Regions from separate parts of the Homo sapiens genome. Here region 2 is linked to region 1. Evidence: read pairs that join two places in POLR2A ChIA-PET (ENCODE). Cell type or tissue: OCI-LY7. All regions are shown on one strand. Each heading gives the region's core, and the rest is flanking DNA. Links, peaks and the distances in the headings are about the cores only. Region 1 overlaps SLC2A1-DT (SLC2A1 divergent transcript). Region 2 has its middle 42 kb from the start of SLC2A1.

Region 1 (5,372 bases), core at 285-5,284:
GGGTGTGGTGGTGCATGCCTGTAATTCCAGCTACTCAGGAGGCTGAGGCAGGAGAATCGCTTGAACCTGGGAGGCGGAGGTTGCGGTGAGCTGAGATCGCACCTTTGCACTCCAGCCTGGGCAACAAGAGCGAAACTCCATCTCAAAAAAAACAAAAATAGATTATTCAAGTCTACGCATAGTTCAGATAACAAGCTGTCTTCCAATTTTTCTCAGAAGTATGCTTTTTTGTTGTTGTTGCAGAGGCAGTATCAGCACTTGCCAGCAATGTTGCAGAGGAGATGCCTGTGTTGAATAAGGTGTGGACTCAATGACCCCTTAAGGCCTCTTCTAATTGTTAAGATTTTTGGGATTCTGAAATTCTCCACAATTCTTAGAACTTGTGGTCCTTAGGCTGGGTTATTCCAAAATTTTTGTTTCTTAGATTATTTGCTATTAAAATTCTGTGAGTCTCAGGTTTTATAAGTGGCACTAAATATGATAAGGCATACAAAAATTACAACCTAAACATATGGCCCAAATTCCTGTTAGGAAAAGGAACTACTTTTGTTGAGGAAAATGCTTTGATAAGGGCTTTGAGTTAAGACCCCACCAAGAGCCTGGGATAGCTTATGCCTGGGCTCCTGAGGAGCAAATTGGGAGGGAGGGAGAGAAGTGAGCAGAAAGATGACAGGTCAGGGAGGAATAGCTCACATCTCATTGTACATCTGGGTAGCAATAAGCTGTGCTTCACAAGATGTGATACCTCTCCAGAACATTCTGGACCTCTGTGTAATCTGCTCTTGGGAATGCTTAAGGAGAGTGATTTTATTTTTTTATTTTTATTTTTTTAACTTTATTATTATTATACTTTAAATTTTAGGGTACATGTGCACAACGTGCAGGAGTGATTTTATTTTTATATGGAATCCAAGTTTCAGTTTCATCACATTCAGGTCAGTGTGGCTCAGGACAAAGCCAGCATGTTTTGCTGGAGGCAGAGATTATGGTACTAAGTGTAAGCCCCCTGGGACTTAGCCGACTTCTCTGGGAGAAATGTGGGCTTTCTCACGCAATGGTGCATGTCATGCTGCGTCTAAGGAACTCCATTCACATCGAAGTCTATGTGAATGGCCTTCTTTAGAGGTATATTAGGTACAACCTGAGCAACTGAATGTGACAGCCCTGGAACTCAGGCATTAGAGGACATTTCGCCTCAATCTGAAGGAATGGGGAGATCTCCCTTCTTCACCCTCCTAGCTAATATTCTGGTGCACGTTATATTTATATATATTTATAAACCTCTATGTCTAAGGTTCTAAGGTCCTAGGGTTCTATGATTCTACAGTTCTCTGACTCCAAGAACCTAAGAGTATAATCAGGTTCTATAATTCTATGGCAACAAGAACCACACAGCTAATGCTATTGTGCTTGCTATACCTTCTAGGCACTGTGCCAGGCACTTTGCGTGTATTATCTCAATTAATCCTTAAGCCCTATGACATACACACTATTATTCTCTCCATTTTGTAGATGTGGAAACTAAGGCACAGAGAGTTCTGTCATCCATCCAAGATTATGGTGCCAGGACTGAAGCAGCTAGTCTGACTTAGAGTCTCTTCCCCTCTGCATTCCACTGCTGACATTCCAATAAGCTCCCTCCCTAATTAATAAGCCTCCTTTCACTGGGAGCTGCCCTTTTCTCAGCTGAGGCCCCAGAAGTTAGAAACCAGACCTGAGCCCTTGTATCCTGTGTTGGGATGTGTGAAGCTGTCATGTCGCGTTGTGTTGTAATAGGCTGTGTTATGTTTCATGCGTTTGGCTCCACTGTATTATGAACTCTTCTATCACAAGGACTGAATCTGATTTGACCTTGTAAATCCAGCTTTCAGTCCAAGGACTGGTACACTTTGGGGGTTTAAAAAAATGTTTATCATATGAGCGACTAATTGCCCAAATGGGCTGTTGGGAGTGAGTTCTGGTGTCTATTAGACACCAGGTGTCTGGCAGTCCCAGAGCATCACTGCAGGGGAGGGAAGATTTCCCCTCTACCCTCTGAGGGTTCGGTAATTGACTCTATGAAATAAACTGACAGTAGAAGAAAGAGTTACAGAAGAAAAGGTACACAAATATACTACATGCATGGGGGCATCACATGAAAGAAAAGCAAATGTCCTAAACCTCAGTGAGAGCATATATACCTCTTAAAGGGGGTGAGCGGAGGGAGGGTTCAGGCAACTTAGGAGAGAGTAAATGATTTGGAGGAAAGATGAATGGGCCTTCAGAAGAATAGGTGATATGTGATAAAGTCTGTCTGGGGGTGGTGTTGACCCCCAGTCTCCTGTCCTGTGATCTGAGTTTACTCTTCTCTGGTTGATGAGGTTCCTGGGGAGGGGAGTTATAACCATTGAGTTCCTTTTGGAGGATTTATCTTGAAGCAGATAAGGGAAGTTCAGAGAAAGTCCCTCCCTGCATTTGCTGTTCCTCAAATGCTCTCAGTTTGAAGTCCAAAGTGACGTACCTTGGGGTGGCATTTCCTGAACTCTTTCATCATCCTGAGACTGCATTCTGACGAGGCTGGCAAGGTGGGCACACTTCCGAAGGCACTTGAGCAGGTGGAGCCAAACCAAAGTTCATCCTCACCAGGAGATTGGAGCCAGGAGCAGGACACCCTTGGGTCCCAGCTCAGGATCAGGTTGTAACTAAGTCAAGATGCGGAGCCTGGAGGGAGCCTCATCGGAGCGGGGCAGGTATGAGGAAGAAACTAGCCCCAGGTGCCTCCAGGTGTCCGTATCTCATTGTTACAGGGAGCCATAAGAGAGAAGTGGCCAGAGACGTAAAGGTGCCAGAGCCAGGTGTGCTTGGTGCTCTACCTTGTAGTCTCTTCTCCCTTCAGGACAAGGGCCCCACCTGACACCCAGCCTGGCTCTTGGGGGCTCTTCCCTAGGCTGGACTTTGCCCTGACTCCCAGGTATGAGCTGGAGTCCTGCTGTGGACCTTCCCAATCGCTAGACACAGATGCAGCTGCATCTGTTGACTTTGAGCCTGCTCAAGCCAGAAGCCCAGGAGTGCCTTCCTGACTCAGCCTCCCTTTGGTCCTGAGCCCTGCAAACACACAGCTGCCTTTAGTGTGGCCAGCTCCACAGCCCATCTGCCCCTCTCCCACCTCAGCTCTTACACTGAGAGGTGCTCACACTTGCTGAGCTACCTGCCCTGTCCTAGGCTAGGCATCAGCTTCTCCTACCTGGCCTGTCTGATCCTCTTTATTGAACACTCTGCCTGACCTCTGCCTCTTCCACCCATTCCCCAAAATCAACTTCCATAGCATTGTTCTAAGAGGCAGATCTGGCTGGGTGTGGTGGCTCACGCCTGTAATCCCAGCACTTTGGGAGGCCAAGGCGGGCGGTCAGGAGTTGGAGACCAGCCTGGCCAACATGGTGAAACCCCGTCTCTACTGAAGATACAAAAAATGAGCCAGGCGTGGTGGCGGGCACCTGTAATCCCAGCTACTCGGGAGGCAGGAGAATCGCTTGAACCGGGAGGTGGAGGTTGCAGTGAGCCGAGATTGCGCCATTGCACTCCAGCCTGGGCGACAGGGTGAGACTCCATCTCAAAAAAAAAAAAAAAAAAAAAAAAAAAGATGCAGATCTGACCATGTCCCTTCTCTCCCTAAAATCCTCCAATGGCTGCCCACTGCCTAAGGCAGAAAGTTCTAGTTCTTCAGCCCAGCTTCCCAGGCCCTTCATGGATGCCCCTGCTCATCTCCCTGCCTCCACTCCCTCTGCTCCCCTGAACCTGCCATGCTGTAGCCATCACAAACTTCGTGCCTTTGCATTTGCTATTCTCACTGCTTGGTATGCGCTGCATAAATTCCTACTCATTCTTCAAGAATCAGCCTTCCCTGGGTTACTCCTTGGTTTTATAACACCCTATGCACAACTCCACAGTGGCAATTATCATGTTATATTAGAGCTGTCTGATTGTGTTGGTGACCCCATCCAACTGGGAACACCACATGAGGCTGTATATTGCCTATGGCTTTATCCTGTGCCTGGCACATGGTACCTATGTGTTGAATGAGAAAGGAAGAAGTAAATGAATGGCAATGAGCGAGTGAAACAGTGCCATCGGTGATGGTGTGGGTGGGGTTGGTGTGGGCAAGGGATCCTGATGAAAGGAAACAACAGAACACAGCATGAAGACACAAGAGCCGACTCCAAGAGGGAGGTGAGGAAGCTGCCCCGGGAGCGTTCCCCCCATCTCTCTGTGGGAGTCCGTCCTGGACCGGAGCTGTGTGCTCTGAAATCCTCGGCATCCCTGTCATTTCCTTGTGTTTGTTGTTTCTGCTACCCCTGTGAGGAAATGATCCTTAACCCTGCCCCTGGGAAGAGTTGCTCAGACCTTACCCAATGTTGTTGTCTCCTGTGTAAGATGAGGTGGGAAGGCGGCTGCACAGCTCACTCCTACCCCATGCACCAGGACCCCCCTGGTAGGGGGCACCGAGGGCACGGCCTGGGAGTTTGGCCTGCAAGGCTAGAGCCAGGACAAGAGACCGGGCCTGTGAGAAGGGGGAACCAGGAAGCCACAGGGCCTGGAGGCTGGACCACTGAGCCCTGCAGCCACTGCTTGAGCCCCCAGGGTGGACTCCTGTCCCAGCTCTCTTGTGCTTAGCCACATGCCTGATGACACGCACTTCATGCTTAGCAGAGCCAAAACAGCAGGAATCACCCAAAGCTTTAGGTCAGGAGGTTGCGGGGAGAAACTACCTATTTTATTCACTTTCAGTACCCAACAGCATGCTCAGCACATCGTGGAGGGGCTCAAAAACTGTTGGGAAGAAGGAAGGAAGGAGGGAAGGCTGTCTGTCCTTGCTGGATCCAGAGGGCTATAGGGAAGAGGCACTTCCAGGGGTCAGCCCTGGTGGTAAACATCAGAGTGTGGGACTGCTTTGGAGAGGGGTGGAAGGCTGGGGGTCAGAGTCTCCTACACACACTTCCCACCTTCTCAAGCTCTCTCCCCATATATTGGAGGTCTGGGGTGGGCATCTCAATGGACCCTATTCCTGTTTAAAGATATCCCCCCACCCTCTTCCATGGCAAAGGTTCCCAATTCTGGGTGGGCATCAGAATTTCCTGAGAAGCTTTAAAAAGTGAAGATTCTTCAATCTAAATGCCCATCTGGGATGGAGTGGATAAAGAAAATGTGGCAAATATACACTATGGAATACTATGCAGCCATAAAAAGGAACAAGATAATGTCCTTTGTGGGGACATGGATGGAGTTGGAAGCCATTATCCTCAGCAAACTAATGCAGGAACAGAAAAGCAAACACTGCAGGTTCTCACTTATAAGCTGAATGATGAAAACACATGGACACATTGGGGAGGGGGAAA
Region 2 (5,372 bases), core at 60-5,059, 63 kb after region 1:
GGGATTACAGGCGTGAGCCACCACGCCTGGCCTTTGATTTTTCTTCTTTAGCCCGTTGATGTAATTACATATAGATTACATTAATTGAGGGTTGTTTTTTCAGGTTTTGTTTTTGTTTTTGTTTTGTTTTTAAGACAGACTCTCTCTTTGTCACCCAGGCTGGAGTGCAATGGGGCAATCTCAGCTCACTGCAACCTCTGCCTCCTGTGTTCAAGCAATTCTCCTGCCTCAGCCTCCGGAGTAGCTGGGATTACAGGTGCCCACCACCACACCCAGCTAATTTTTGTATTTTGGTAGAGATAGGGTTTGGCCATGTTGGCCTGGCTGGTCTCAAACTCCTGACCTCAGGTGATCTGCCTGCCTCAGCCTCCCAAAGTGCTGGGATTACAGGCGTGAGCCACCACGCCCAGCCAATTGTGTTTTTAATGTTGAACCAGGCTTGCATGCCTGGAATAAATCACATTTGGTCATGTATATAATTTTTTTAATGCATCATTGGGTGTGCTTTGCTAATATTTTGTTAAGGATTTTTGCATTTATTTTCATGAGAGATACTTGTCTGTAGTTTTCTTTTAAATTTATTTATTTATTTTAAATTGACAAATCGATTTGTAGTTTTCTTGTAATGTATTTGTCTGGTTTTAATATTAGGGTAATACTGGCCTCATAGAATGAGCTGTTTCTATCTTCTGGAAGATGTTTAGAAAATTGGTATAATTTTTTTCTTAAATGTTTGGTAGAATTCACTAGTGGATCCATCTGAGCCTAGTACTTTTTGTTTGAGGAGTTTATTATTTATTGATTCTGTTTCTTTAACAGATGCAAGCCTGTTTCAGATTGTCTACTTCTTGTGTGAGTTTTAACAGATTGTGTCTTTCAAGGAATTGGTCCATTTCATCTGGGTTGTCAAATCTGTGGGCATAGAGTTGTTCATAATATTCATGTATTATTCTTTTAACATCCATGGGATTTGAATTGATCTCCTCTCTTTCATTTTCAGTATTTGTAATTCATGTCTTTTCTCTTTTTTTCTTAGTTAGCTTTGCTAGAACCTTATGATTTTACTGATTTTTACAAAGAAACAGGTTTTGGTTATGTTGATTTTCACTATTGATTTCCTGTTTTCAATTCATTGATTGCTGATATAATTTTTATTATTTATTTTAATCTGATTGCTTTAAAACTGTGTATAGAATCCTAGGTTTTTGGCTTTTTCTCTTTCAACACTAAGTATTCCACTCCATTATTTTCTTGCTTACGTGATTTCTGAGAAGAAGTTGGATATAATTCTTATTTTTGCTCCCCTATAGGTAAGTGGCTTTTTTCCTCTGGCTTCTTTCAAAATTTTTTCTTCATCTTTAATTTTCTGCAGCTTGAATATTATATGTCTAGGTGTAGTTTATTTGTTTGTTTGTTTTTGGCATTATTTTGCTTGGTTATTTCTGAGCTTCCTGATCTGTGGTTTGGTGTCTGGCACTAATTTGGTGAAATTCTCAGGCATTATTGCTTCAAATGTTTCTGTTGTTCCTTTCTCTCTTTCTTCTTCAGGTATTCTCATTATGCCTATATTATACTTTTTGTAATTAGATATTCTTTCTCATTTTTTTCATGTCTTTTTTCTCTTCACTTTCAGTTTTCAAAGTTTCTGTTGACATATCCTCAAGCTCAGAGGTTCTTTTTTCTCCAGCCATTTGCAGTGTACTAATGAGTCCATCAAAAGCTTTCTTCATTTGTTAGTGGTTTTTTTCTTATCTCTATCATTTCTTTTTTATTCTTTCTTATAATTTTTATCTTTCTGTTTAAATTGTCCATCTGTTTTTGCATGTTATCTACTTTTTCCATTAGAGCTCTTAACGTATTAATCATAGTGAGAGGTGACAACGTGCTAGCAGCCCTTGCTCGCTCTCAGCACCTCCTCGGCCTTGGCATCCGCTCTGGCCATGCTTGAGGAGCTCTTCAGCCTGCCGCTGCACCGTGGGAGCCCCTCTCTGGGCTGGCCGAGGCTGGAGCCAGCTCCCTCTGCTTGCAGGGAGGTGAGCATGGAGAGTCGCGGGCGGGAACTGGGGCTGCCCACAGCACTAGCGGGCCAGCGTGAGTTCCGGGTGGGTGTGGGCTCTGAGCCCCGCAGTCAGAGTGGCCGGCTGGCGCCGCTGGCTTAGGGCAGTGAGGGGCTTAGCACCCGGGCCAGCAGCTGCGGAGGGGGCGCCGGGTCCCCCAGCACTGCCGGCCTGGGCCACACTCGAATTCTCACCAGGCCTCAGCTGCCTCTCTGCAGGGCAGGGTTCAGGACCTGCAGCCCACCATGCCCAAGCCCTGTGGCGGTGGGCTCCCACGCAGCCCCAGCCTCCCCGACGGGTGCCGCCCCCTGCTCCGCAGTGCCCAGTCCCATCAACTGTGCAAGGACTGAGGCATGCAGGTGCATGGCACGGGACTGGCAGGCATCTCCGCACCCAGCCCTGGAGCGGGATCCACTCCGCGAAGCCAGCTGTGCTCCTGAGTTGGATGGGGACTTGGAGAACTTTTATGTCTAGCCAGAGGATTGTATATGCACCAGTCAGCACTCTGTCTCAAGTTCAGGGCTCGTGGATGCACCAATCAGCACTCTGTATCTAGCTAATCTGGTGGGGACTTTGAGAAACTGTATGTCTAGCTGAAGGATTGTAAATACACCAATCAGCACTCTGTGTCTAGCTCAAGGTTTGTAAATGCACCAATCAGTGCTCTGTGTCTAGTTCATCTGGTGGGGTTTTGGAGAATTTTTACCTCTAGCTAGAGAATTGTAAATACACCAATCAGCACTCTGTGTCTAGCTCAGGGATTGTAAATGCACCAATCAGCTCCCTGTCAAAATGGACCAATCAGCTCTCTGTAAAACAGACCAATCAGCTCTCTGTAAAATGGACCAATCAGCTCTCTGTAAAATGGGCCAATCAGCAGGATGTGGGTGGGGTCAGATAAGGGAATAAAAGCAGGCTGCCGGAGCTAGCAGTGGCAATGTGCTTGGCTGCTCTTCTGTGGTGTGGAGGGTTTGTTCGTTTGCTCTTTGCAATAAATTTTGGTGCTGCCCACTGTTTTGGTCCCCATTGCCTTTATGAGCTGTAGCACCGTGAAGGTCTGCAGCTTCACTCCTGAAGCCAGCAAGACCACAAACCCACCAGAAGGAGGAAACTCTGAACACGTCTGAACATCAGAAGAAATCAACTCTGGACACACAACATTTGAGAACTGTTAACAGTCACCGCGAGGGTTCGCAGCTTCATTCTTGAAGTCAGTGAGACCAAGAGCCCACCAATTTCAGACACAATAGTAGTTTTAAATTCCGATTAGGGGAATTCCAACATCCCTGCTATGTCTGTGTCTGCTTCTGATGGTTGCACTATTTGTTCAAGCTGTGGTTTTTTTTCTTTTAATGTGCCTTCTAATTTTTTTGTTGGAAAAAAATGAGCAGTTTTGTACTGGGTAAATGGAACTGTGGTAAATAGGCCTTTAGAGCCTGGGGAACAGAGTGAGACCTATCTCTAAACAAACAAACAACAACAAAACCTTAACTAAGCATGTCTGTAGTCCCAGCTATTTGGGAGGCTCAGGCAGAAGGAGCACTTGAGCCTAGGAATTTGAGGCTACAGTGAGCTATAATTGAGCCACTGCACACCAGCTTGGGCGACAGAGTGAGACTCCGTCTTGGGGGAAAAAAAAAGATATAGATCTTTAGTAATGTAGAAGTGCGGTGTTGCAGGAGGGAGAAGTGTTCTACAGTTCTATTATTAGGTCTCAGTTTTTTGGTGAGGCTTTGGGTCTAGGCTGTGAACTTCACCAGTGCTTCTCAGCTTTTGTTTTTTCCCCTTAGGTGGGGGCAAAACCACTAGAGGAGACTGAAGTTGGGTATCTCCCTTCTCCTACAGGGAAGCTTAGAGGAAGCTGGAGTTGGTATTTCCTTTCCCCCAGGTGGGAGGCTGCAGACTGCTGGAGTTGGGTATTTCCCTTCCCTGGGGTAGGTTAGGCTCTGGCAAAATTCTTTCTCCTGAGGGTAGACCTTTTTAAAAACAACAGAATGCTTTGGCATACTGCAAAATGGTTTATTTCCCCTCCCTCTGCTAGAAGCATGAAGGGATTTTTCTCTGAGATTTACTGTGAGGATCTGGTAGAGCTCTGAGAGGTAAAAATCACAAAAGTGTTGGGGCATCTCCATAACTCAGTACCCCTGGAATGTTTTTTTTCTTTTGAGACAGGGTCTTGCTCTGTCACCCAGACTGGAGTGCAGTGACATGCTCATGGCTCACTGCAGCCTCAACCCCTTTGGGCTCAAGCGATTCTCCTGCCTTAGCCTCCTGAGGAGCTGCGACTAGTGGAGTGCACTACCAAACCCAGCTAATTTTTAAAGTTTTTAAAGAGACGGGGTCTTGCCATGTTGCCTAGCCTGGTCTTAAACTGTTGAGCTCAAGCAATCCTCCCACCTCAGCCTCCCAAAGTGTTGGGATTACAGGTGTGAGCCACCATGCCTGGCCCCTGGTGGAATTTTTAACTCTCTGAGTTGTCCACACTGTTTCTCCAAAAATTGGGGCAGTTACAGTTTAGGTTTTCCTATTCCTGTTTTCAAACCTCCTGTAGAGGCTTCTGCTCATCTGTTGCATTTCCAGTAACTTGTGACTGCCTGTATTTCCTGTCTCTCCAATTTTGGCGGCAGCAATCTGCCTAGTGGTCTCATTCCTCTAACAAATCTAAGAAGAGTTGTTCAGCTTTTGTTTGGTTTTGTTATTGTTGCTCAGCCTTTTAACCTGTTTAGATGGAGTGTTACCTTCTAAGCTCCTTACATGCTGGACCGGAAACCAAATTTCTGTCCTTCGTTTCTGAAGGACAGTTTTCCTGAATACTATTCTTGCTTGGCAGGTTTTCTTTCAGTGCTCTGAATATATCATCCCACTCCCTTCTGTCCTGTAAGGTTTCTGCTGAGAAATCTGCTGATAATTTTATAAGAGCTCCCTTGTGCTTGATGAGTCACTTTACTCTTGCTGCCTTCAGAGTCTCTCTTTGACTTTTGACAGTTTATTATGTGTCTCAGGGATGGCTTCTTTGGATCATATATTGTATCCCATAAGTCCCTTAGGCTTTCTTAACTTTTCTTCATCTTTTCTTTTGTTTCCCCTGACTCAGTAATTTCAAATAACCTGTCTCAAATTTCCTGATTGTTTCTTCTGCTCAATTAGATCTGTTATGATCCCTTCTAGTGAATTGTTCAATTCAGTTATTGTTTTTTTCAACTCCAGAATTTCCATTTGGTCTTTTTCTTAACAGATTCTTTTTTTTCTTTTTAGAGACAGGGTCTCACTCTATTGCCCAGGCTGGTCTCAAACACCTGGGCTCATGTAATCCTC

The links. Peaks named below come from ENCODE experiments on the same cell type or tissue, not always from the same donor. Only the 100,000 strongest peaks of a DNase experiment are listed, where the experiment ranks them.
Region 2: POLR2A ChIA-PET joins it to region 1 with 7 read pairs; 14 of 35 experiments call an interaction of 5 or more read pairs at or near these places.

Annotation. Positions count from the first base shown.
Region 1 is chr1:42,977,715-42,983,086 of GRCh38, reverse strand. The region is part of intron 3 of SLC2A1-DT (SLC2A1 divergent transcript); the gene reads right to left. Among named protein-coding and RNA genes, the nearest start is that of SLC2A1-DT, 21 kb to the right of the region's middle. In OCI-LY7, for the core only: no CTCF peak of the experiment used is centred there; DNase peaks (open chromatin) are centred at 2,036 and 2,476.
Region 2 is chr1:42,914,040-42,919,411 of GRCh38, reverse strand. No RefSeq gene overlaps it. Among named protein-coding and RNA genes, the nearest start is that of SLC2A1, 42 kb to the left of the region's middle. In OCI-LY7, for the core only: no CTCF peak of the experiment used is centred there; no DNase peak of the experiment used is centred there.